4 separate regions of the Homo sapiens genome follow, and regions 1, 3 and 4 are each linked to region 2. Evidence: chromatin loops called from intact Hi-C (ENCODE). Cell type or tissue: PC-9. All regions are shown on one strand. Region 1 has its middle 30 kb from the start of LINC02011. Region 2 has its middle 25 kb from the start of LSM3. Region 3 has its middle 17 kb from the start of LINC01267. Region 4 overlaps GRIP2 (glutamate receptor interacting protein 2).

Region 1 (2,500 bases), 580 kb after region 2:
ATAGAAAGACACATAAATATTGAAGATAAAGGACTAGAAATATATACCAGGCAAATATGAACCTAAAAAGCTAGGATAGCAATCCTAATATCTGACAAAATATAATTTAAACCAAAAATATAGAGGATAGAGAAAGATGTTATATAGGGGTAAGAGAAACAATAGAACAAGAATGAAAATGCACCAGGATGTATGCAGTTTCAAAATACATCAAGAAAAAAAAAAACATAAAACCAACTTAAAATGAATTTTCTTATTTTTTTTTTTAAGAGACGGGGTCTTACTATATCACCCAGGCTGGTCTTGAACTCCCGGGCTTAGGTTATCCTCCCACCTCAGCCTCCTGAGTAGGTAGGACTATAGGCACACACCACTGCATCCAGCTAATGAAGTGAATATTTAAAAATACCATTCCCAGAAATTAATAAAGCAGACAAAAAATAAGCAGAGATATCAAAGTTCTGTATAATGCTATCAGTGAGCTTGACTGCGTGTATGTGAATCTACCTAAAATATAGAGAACCCACATTCTTTTTTGACGCCTGTGGAACTTTGTAAAAGATATACCATATATTAGATCATAAAGGAAGCCTCATTCAATCCAGAGGAATTTACAGATTATATTATCCAAGTAGGATGCAATGAAGTTAGAGACAAATAACAAAAATGTCTTAACACTCTAGGTCTTTGGTTAAAATTGAAATCCTAAAGGAAATTCAGAAATATTTAGAATTGAATGATAATGAAAATGCTACAATGTCAGAATTTGTGGCACACAGCTAAAACAGTATTTGGAAGAAAATGTAGAGCTTTAAGTACATTTATTATTATTACTTGGCTATTTTTTTAGCCAAAAAAGGCTAAAAATAAGAAAGACATGCAGACGTTAATGAAATGGTGAAGATGACCAAACCCTAAAACTAGTCCTTTAAATGAATTAATAAGTGGACCCCCAGAAAGATATATAACAGCTTGGGAAAAAAAGAGAAATAAAGATCTTTTTAAAAATATTATTATGAACAATCAGACAACAATAAATGTGAAAACCTAGATGAAACCTGGGGCAAAGCCTGCCGTGTATTCCCAAATGATTTCCCTTCCTTCTGGGCACACAGCCCTGTTACACTTCCCATTCTCCCATGGATTCATCTGCAGCCAGGTGCCTAAGTTCTGGCTAATGAAATGTGGGTGGCAGTTAAGTTCACCACCTCCAGGCCCAGCCTGTAAAAGCTAACCCCGCAGCGCCCCCATGCTGTCCGCAGGGAAGAATGCTGGATACAGAAGCGCCAGTGGAGGACTCTGAGCTCTTAATGCTCCCACAAGATGGGAGAGTTCTGGCTCTCAGAGCCCTTCCCCAGCCCACGACGGACAATGTCAAGAGCGGGAAATAAACTTCATTGTGTTAAGCCACTGATATTTTTGGGTTTGATTGGTATATCAATTACCTCCCTAATGTAAAATGGATATGTTTCTTAAAAAAACACCAGTATTGTTGCAAAAAGAAATCAAAAACTGGAAAAAACCTGGAATTGTAAATAAATGGAAACGGCAGTCAGTCTTATGCGTGTGCACGTGCACACACGCACATCCCAAAACCCAGGTCCATATGGTTTTACAGGTGAGTTTAAAATAGCTCATGTGGCTCACGCCTGTAATCCCAGCACTTTGGGAGGCCGAGGCAGGTGGATCACTTGAGCTCAGGAGTTCAAGACCAGCCTGGCCAACATGGTGAAACCCTGTCTCTGCAAAATATACAGAAATTAACTGGGCATGGTAGCCTGTAGTCCCAACTACTCCAGAGGCTGAGCAGAGAGGATGGCTTGAGCCTGGGAGGCAGAGGTTGCAGTGAGCTGAGATCACACCACTGCACTCCAGCCTGGAAGACAGAGCCAGACCATGTTTCAAAAAAAAAACAAAAAACTGTTTATGTGTGTGTTTTATAAGCTGTTCCTAAAAATAGCAAATTTTATTTTATAAAGCTCTATGTAAGTTTTGTCAAAGTACAATGTAAATATAGAAAAGTAAACAGTGTTTAAGCTCCATCTGAATGAATTTGTCAAGGTAAACATACCCCTATGATATAGTTTGGATATTTGTCCCTGCCTAAATCTTATGTTGAATTGTAATCCCCAGTGTTGGAGGTGGGGACTGGTGGGAGGTGTTTGGGTCATGGTGGGGGATCCCTCATAGCTTAATCTTGTTCTCAAGACAGTGAGTTCTCGTGAGATCTGGTTTTTGTAAAGCATGGTACCTCCCCACCCACTCTCTCTTGCTCCTGCTTTCACCATGCAAAGTGCCTGGTCCCCCTTCGCCTTCTGCCATGAATAAGAGCTTCCTGAGGCCTCCCCAGAAACTGAGCAGATGCTGGCCCCATGCTTGTACAGCCTGTAGAAACATGAGCCAATTAAACCTCTTTCCTTCATAAATTACCCAGTCTCAGGTATTTCTTTATAGCAGTGCAAGAATAGACGAACACAGCACATGACTAGAATCCAGAGCA
Region 2 (2,500 bases):
TCAGGAGAATGGTGAATTTGAAATAACTTGATTTGTTCCATTGAAAGTTATTTTCAGATGTCCGCTATGTGCCAGGATCTGTCCACAGAGGCCTGAGCAAGACCAACTATGTGCACGATGCTAAGAGCTGGGAAGGACCTGAAATGGGTGAGGAGATGGGAGGTGACATGGTGTTGTGGGGGGTGAGGGGGAACAGTGCTCAGACGAGGTCTGTCTCAGCAGAGAACATTTGAGCGGACATCTGAATAGCAGGAGGGAACAGGCCCCAAGGGGATTTGGCAAAACAGCATTCTTCCAGAAACTGGAGGCCGCGCAGAGGCTCTGAGATGAGGCTTTTCCTGGTGGAGGGTCGGCAGGGAGGCCAGTCGGCATGGGAAGAGTGAGCCAAAAGTCTGAGACCTCGGAAGTCCAGGCGTCATTCAGCACCTTCGTTTCACAGAAGGGGATGAAGAGCCCAAGACAGTGAAATAGACTTGCCTGAGGCCACCGCGAGTCCAGGCTAATCTAGTTCTAAAGCCTAAATAAGGGCCACTGTGTGCCCCAGCTCCAGTGGTGCCGCTCATGCTGTAGCCTCTGGACCCGTGCAATGTGCTGCTCCTGCAGCTACACGGTCTCCTCCTTCCGATCACAGGCCAGCATTTCACCGTCCTTTCCCTTTTCGAAGGAAAGGGTCTTCTGAGTTCGCGGGTGCTATGGGGACCCTGCTCAAGCTGGTATTCAGGAAGGGGAAGACTGTGCTTTCCTTCCCTTGGCCAGGCCTCGTGGGAGGAGCACAGAGTTGGAAATCACACCCGTCAGACTCAGCTCGATCACCGTGTGCTCTGTGACTTTTGGCGAGCTCCTCGCCCATTCTGGGCTTCCATTCCTCACACGAAGGGAAATGCAGGGAGTTGTTTTTACTCCTGAACCTGCATGTCTTAGTTGCCAACACCAGGTGGTGCTGTGCTCTTTTGCTTTTCCACTTCAGTCCTTGCTTTGCAATCAACATGAGCTAATACTGGCCAGCGAGCTCTGAAATCCAGTTTGTGGAACTCCAACCCTACAATAGCTACATAATATGTAGGCCCCAGGGAGAAAGTTGTAAGGGAAAATACCATTCCCGTGGTGCCCATATCCTGCTGAACCGAGATCACCAACAAAGCCGCACTCTAGGTGAGATGGGTTTTGCTGCGCTGGCTCTGTGCACGTGGCTGAATAATGGGTGGACAGAGCTTTCTTTGCGGCCTGAGGCCAGATTCTGCCATCCTGTTGAGCAGATCCCTTTTCCTGCTCTTAGCCTTGGAGTCCTCATCTATACAGTGTCCTTTGAGCTTGAACAATGTGAGTTTCAGGAAAAGGACTCAATCACTCTGCTATTGATTAAAAGAGCCTAGGTTTGGAGTTCTTGGTAGCAGTATCTGAAAGCCGACATTGGTGTGTGCTAGGAAAAGCCTACAGATTTGGAGTGAAAAAGCCATGCATGTGAACCCTAGCACTGCTGCTTCCCAGCTGAATAACAGACTCCAACTCTCTGACCCTTAGTTTCCTCCTCTGTAAATGGGGATAGTGACAGTGCCCACCTCAGGAAGAAGGGCTGAGGATGAAAAGATGTCCATCAAGGATGGAGCTCAGGTCCTGCCATGGAGTCGGAGCTCAGGACATCTTTGATTCCCTTAATTGGGCCAGCAGCTCTAAATAAGATGCTTCTTGTCTCCTCCTGAATGCCTTTCTGAAAAGACCACCTGTAAATATTTATCTGTCTTTATAACAAGGATCCAAGCTGTTCTTCATGAATCCATAGTTTCTGCCTTGCTGAGTCTACTACAACATTTTTTAAAAATTTTTTCATCGATCTCTCCTTGCATTGTTTTTCCTGTATGACTTTTCCAGGCTGAGTTCTGCTAGAAACTGGGATGGCTAACAGCTGGTCATGATAAGGGTTTGGGAATCAGATGAGGGAACAGGGGAGCCTCCCCTTTGCAGCGTCCTCTGCCCTCCCTCTCTGTGGTTCTCAGCAATGTTTTTCTCAGTTCAGCTTCAAGGTAGAAGAGAAATGGATGAAACCAGCTCCATGAACAAGGTCACCCCGCCAATATCACGAGAAAATGACATCACTGTCAGCTTCCGCTCAGGAAAAACCTGGGACTTGAATAACCAAGGGAAAGGGCAGGTCATCCTCATGGCAGGTTGACAGAGCTGGTTACAGACCTCCCTGCCAGATATCAGGGCCTGGGAGTGTGGCTAAAAATGACCCAGGGACCACACCTGCCTCTGGTCAGTTGCCCCCGGCAGCCTTACCACCCTCGTATGCTCAGAACAACGGAATATCACCAATGGGGTGTTTTATTTCCTCTTTCCTAGAAGAAAGGTTACCAACTGCCAGAATCAAAATAGAACATGAACCGTGTCACTGGAATCCTGTCCAATCCAAGCACACTGATATTGTGCAATGCCCTTTGGGAGATAAAGCAGATAAGCAAAATCTCCAAGCTATTATCACACCATTGGACCTGGCATTGCA
Region 3 (2,500 bases), 170 kb after region 2:
TGCCATCTCAGGCCGGTTACATTACCCCTCTGGCCCTCTTTCCCGGTAAAAAAAGGGCTGGTAATAGCATCCACTTCATAAGGCTCTGCAAGTACTGGGGGCAGGGGTAACTCACATGAAACAGTTAGCACAGTAAGTGCTGAGGAAGGTTAACCATTATTACCATTATGGGCATTCATCCCCGAGTTCTCAAGATTGACATGGACTTGAGCAAGCACCCAGGAAATCTGTAGGAAGCACAGTGAGGGCCAAGCTCCTTGGGGTGGTAGTTGAAGGATGAGGGGGCAAAGAAGACTAGAGGAGAGAGGAAGGAGGAGCTGAGTGTAAGCCCCTGCCAGCCACTGCTTTGCTGTGTGACCTTGAGCAAATCCATTGCCCTCTCTGGACCTCCATGTCCCCGTTGTTTACATTTGGGACATGCACAAAGGCCCTCTCAGCTCTGCATCTGTTTTTTGGTACCTGCCATGAGCAGGTAGAGCAACTTAATTAAATTAATTTGAATTAATTTTTAAAATTTTTAAATTTTTATTTTAATAAAATAAAAAAGATTTGGAGTGGGCTTGAGTCCCCCAGGGCCTCCCAGTTTCTTGGAGGGGGGCTCACTTTCCAAGGAAGGTAATTGGGTCATACTGGCTATGTGTTTTTTCCTGTGCACAGCCCTTCTAGCCCCGCTTCCCCACCAGACTGTGACCTCCTGGGGGTGGCCATGCTTGCTCCCAGTGCTCTGTGAAGCTCAGGCTCAGGCCTCCTTAATGCCAGGCCAACTCTTCCTCCTCCTGCCAGACTCATCTGGGCTCCACCTCCTCCAGGAAGCCTTCCTAGACCCAGGCTGAGTTATCTGAGTGGGCCTTCTCATGGGAGGGGGTCTGGTTTGGGGCCTGTCTTCCTTCCAGGTACCCAGAACAGGAACCACACTGGCCTGGCATCTGGAGTGAACAAAGGGATGTTGCCCAGCAGATGTTTGTGGAATGGACAGGTCCTGAAGTGCCCACAGGAGCTTGAGAAGAAATCCAGGAAGCCTGGTCAGCCTCAGCTCAGCCCCACCTGACTGGGACCTCTGGCAAGTGACCAACCCTGCCGAGCCTCCCTCCTGCCACCTGTTGGATGGGGACTCTCAGCACTGTGGTGAGGATTAAGCGAGTCAGGAGACTCAGAGCCTGGCGCAGCCCTAAAGACAACAGACTCACCTGGGAGAGAGTTCATCCCCTGCAGATGCTGTCCCGGCCAGCCACCTGGCCCGGGAGTTCACCTCGGCTCCCCTCCGCCACTTGCTGTTCTGACCTTTTAGCAAACAGCAAGCAGGTCTCTGGCTCTGAACTCTCCCAGGTAACAGCATCTACAGAAAATGTGAGAACTGTGTCCTGTCTTTATTATCTTTGTTTTCATGGTACCTTCTGTTTATAGCAGCCTCTTCTCAGATATGATGTGGTGTTTCCTTTTTTAAATATGCTGACCTAAGCTGGGCACGGTGTCTTGTGCCTACAGTCCCAGCTACTTGGGAGGCTGAGGCAGGAAGATGGTTTGAGCCCAGGAAGTTGAGACTACAATTAGCTAAGACTGCGCACTGCACTTCAGCCGGGGCGATAGAGTGAGACCCTGTCTCTAAAAAGATAAATGAACAGGCTGGGTGCAGTGGCTCATACCTGGAATCCCAGTGCTTTACGAGGCCAAAGCAGGAGGATCGTTGAGCCCAGGAGGTCAAGGTTACAGTGAGCTATGATCGCACCAAAGTACTCCAGCCTGGATGACAGAGCAAGACCCTGTGGCCAAAATAAATAAGTGAATAAATCAGCTGACCCAGCCCATAGCATCAGGTAGCAGGAGAGCTAAGCACAAGGACTCTGAGACCACGTGAGCCAGGTTCAAATGCCAGCTGTGCCTCTTCATTGCTGTATGCCCTCAGGTGGGTCTCCTTGCCTCACTTTCCCCACCTGTACAGTGTAAGGATAGCAGCAGGACCCCTGTCTTGCCTGAGGGCTATTGTAAAGGTTGATGTGTGCAAAGTTCCTACACCCGGGCTTAGGGCACAGTCAGGGTTCCCTACTTCTGTGAAGACGTTTTACAAAGTGAGCTGACACAAGCGAGCCTGGTGACTTGCAGACACCACAGCCTGCGAAATGCCAGCCCAGTCCACCCCTTCTGCCTGCCCTGCCCCAGGAGGCCTGCTGCTACCTGCCTACCTCCCTGGCAAGCCCCCGGCAGCACTGCTGTAATCCCCAGGCTGGGTAAACACATGATTAGGTTTCTCAGCTTTTGTCCTGTTACTCGGAGCAATTCTCAGGCCCTGAGCACTCCTCCCACCAGCATCACCCCACACCCTGACTCCCAAAGCCCTAGGCCCCGGGACCAGCTCAGCCCCTAGCCCATGCCTCAGTTTCCTCATCTGTGAAATGGGCAATGATACCTGCGTGTCATTCATGAATAGGCATAATGCTGTTCTTACCTCACGACCCATGGTGAGAAGTGGGGCTGCTGTCATCATGCATACTCACCATTCTAG
Region 4 (2,500 bases), 300 kb after region 2:
TGATGGCCAGAATGCGGTCCCCCACGTGGATGGCACCAGTCCTGAGGAGTGGATGCAGGGCAGAGAATGGGAGTTAGACACTCAGGGCCTCAGAGTGGCAGTCTGCCCTCAGGGAATCCAGGAGAGCCACAAAGCAGAAGTCTGGCTGACCCCAGTTAAACCCAGCTGCCAAAAACAAAACAAAAGCACGCAAGTATGATCTTGGATCACATTAATAGAGACATAAAGTCTAGAACCTGGGAGGGGATTGTCCCACCTGACTGCAAAATTAGGTTCTGGAACCAGTGTCCAACACAGGTTTTGAGAATCCCACATACTAGCTGCCAAATACTTGCTATGTGATCTTGGGCCAGTTTCTTAAACCCTTGAGTTTCAGTTTCTTCATCTGTAAAATGGGGGTGATAATACTAATTTAATTATCAAATCATAACTGAGGCGTGAATGAACGGAATGGATTCCTACTTCCCTCCAGCAGACACCCTTGGTAGCCATTGCCCCTTCCTGGGCCTCAGTTTTCCCACCTGGAGAATGGGCATAATCACCAGCGCCCAGCAGACCTCACAGTAGGGCGTGAAGGGCTGGTGATGCCAGGCGGCAGCACTGCTGTGGCCCAGTGGTTTTCTACCTGGACACCCATTACAATGACCTGAGGAGCTTTTTGAAAATGCAGGTGCCTGGGCCCCACATCTGACCAATTAAATAGTACCTGTGGGGATGGGGCAGGAAGGTGATTCTGAGGAGCAGCCAGGGCTGAGCAGGGGAGAAGCTGTAGCAGGTGCTTAGAGTGACCTGAGCCAGGTGGAGGAAAAGGAGGCAGAGGACTAGGGTCAGGGGTCTTTAACCTCTGGGGCTGTAGATGTCACCCCATATGGGAGCTCCTGGAGAGTCATGCTTGGGCATTGCCCTGCACTTCCCCAGGGATGAGGATAGTGAGCGAGTCAGGGAATGGTGGGCTCCGGGAGGGGACCAGAGCTGTAGTGTCCAATATGGCAGCCACCAGCCACAGGTGGCTGCTGAGCCCCTCAAATGTGACTGCCCAAATTGAGATGTGCTAAAAGCAGAAAACTCACACCAGATACGGAAGGTGTAACATGAAAAAGAATATAAGACATGTTCTTAATGGTTTTTATTTGATTACATGTTGAACTAAATATATATTTAAGATGAATTTCATCTTTTTGCTTTGCAGATGTGGCTACTAGAAAGTGTCTGATTAAATTTGTGGCTCAAATTATATTTCAGTTGGACAGCACTGAGCTACATCAGCCCGGCGAAGGCAGGAGGGTTGTCTGTACAGCCCCAGCAACCAGGACAGAGGGGCCAGGCACACAGCAGGTGCCCAGTACATGCTCGAATTGATGAAGACATTGGGGTCAGAAGGGTTCCACACCGACCTCTGCAGTCTGCCAGGTGTCCAGCAGGGGGCGCTCCAGGAGCAGGGTCCACGTCCCGGAATCCCTCCCATCCTCTCCCCACCCGCCCAGCCACCGCCCCTCCTGCGCGGTGCCCTCCTCCGGGACGCGTCCTGCCCCTGCAGCCCCCACCAGGCTCTCCTTTTACCGCCCGCTCGTTGCTGTGCTGGGAGCTCACCGCTTCCTTGCCTGCCGGATTCATCCCTGCCCAGCTCGGGGGAGAAGGCTCGGTCTCACCCACACTGGGGGTCGGGTTCCATCTCTGACCTCCACCTCACCCTGGGACAGGGCTCCATTCTTACAGCTCCCTCAGCTGCCACAGTTTCAGAGTCTAGGGGCAGCAGGGACAGTCCCCCAATGCCTCAGGAAAGCCCTAGGCAGTGCTGGGACCAGGGTACTGGGGCACTGCCCCATCCTATTCCGCACACAGCAGGCGCTCCAAATAGCCTTGCAGGGCTGACCTTCCAGACACAGGTAGGAGCAGGAAGATGCACACACCTTGGCCCAGTGCTTACCTGGAGCCAGGAGGTCTGCTGGGGTGTGGGCCTCTGCCCTGGCAGGCAGGGGCTGACACTCATTTTACAAATGCAGACCTGAGTCTCAGAGAGGGGAAGTGACTGGCCCAATGTCACCCACAGTGTCAATGTTGGAACAGAGGTCAGAATCTTGCTTGGCTTTGCCATAGCCCCAGCTCTTGCTTCCTGTGTTCCCTGAGCCCACCATGCGTCCCCACAGAGCCCCAGTTCACCTCTCAGCCAGGCCACGCTTGGTGAGGCCTGAGATGACAATGGGGTCAAAAGGTTCCTCCGTGCCCGAAATGGTGATGCCCAGGGGACCCCCGTAGCGCTTCAGCTCCACTGTGTAACTGACGGCACCTGTGGTCTCCAGCTCATCTGCAAGCACGGGGACCCATGAGGAGGAGGCCCCCGAGGGGGTACCCAGCTTCCTAAAGCCTTGGCCTCACTCACTCACTCATACTTATTTATTAATTCATTCACCCAGTCACTCACGCTCTGATTTCATGTAGCACAACCTGGGGACCCTGAGGCCATCTTCTGCCCAAATACCAGTAAAGAAAAGAAACATCA

What was found. A loop is a pair of places that touch in the nucleus more often than their neighbours do. Peaks named below come from ENCODE experiments on the same cell type or tissue, not always from the same donor. Only the 100,000 strongest peaks of a DNase experiment are listed, where the experiment ranks them.
Region 1: it touches region 2 in a loop (9-fold over the local background); 3 of 110 quality-filtered maps call a loop at or near these places.
Region 3: a loop joins it to region 2, with 3 times the contacts of the local background. A loop is called at or near these places in 5 of 110 quality-filtered maps.
Region 4: it touches region 2 in a loop (5-fold over the local background); 4 of 110 quality-filtered maps call a loop at or near these places.

Annotation. Positions count from the first base shown.
Region 1 is chr3:14,779,863-14,782,362 of GRCh38, forward strand. No RefSeq gene overlaps it. Among named protein-coding and RNA genes, the nearest start is that of LINC02011, 30 kb to the right of the region's middle. In PC-9, CTCF peaks have their summits at 1,248 and 1,452; no DNase peak of the experiment used is centred here.
Region 2 is chr3:14,202,703-14,205,202 of GRCh38, forward strand. No RefSeq gene overlaps it. Among named protein-coding and RNA genes, the nearest start is that of LSM3, 25 kb to the left of the region's middle. In PC-9, CTCF peaks have their summits at 948 (motif pointing right) and 1,148; DNase peaks (open chromatin) are centred at 1,009 and 2,399; H3K27ac peaks cover 670 bases.
Region 3 is chr3:14,368,731-14,371,230 of GRCh38, forward strand. No RefSeq gene overlaps it. Among named protein-coding and RNA genes, the nearest start is that of LINC01267, 17 kb to the left of the region's middle. In PC-9, a CTCF peak has its summit at 1,101 (motif pointing left); a DNase peak (open chromatin) is centred at 1,101.
Region 4 is chr3:14,507,660-14,510,159 of GRCh38, forward strand. It overlaps GRIP2 (glutamate receptor interacting protein 2), which reads right to left. Exons shown (of 24, transcript NM_001080423.4): 17 at 2,161-2,305; 18 at 1-41. Among named protein-coding and RNA genes, the nearest start is that of GRIP2, 31 kb to the right of the region's middle. RefSeq lists an enhancer at 1,302-1,596 and a silencer at 1,462-1,511. In PC-9, CTCF peaks have their summits at 87, 1,404 (motif pointing right) and 1,607; a DNase peak (open chromatin) is centred at 1,372.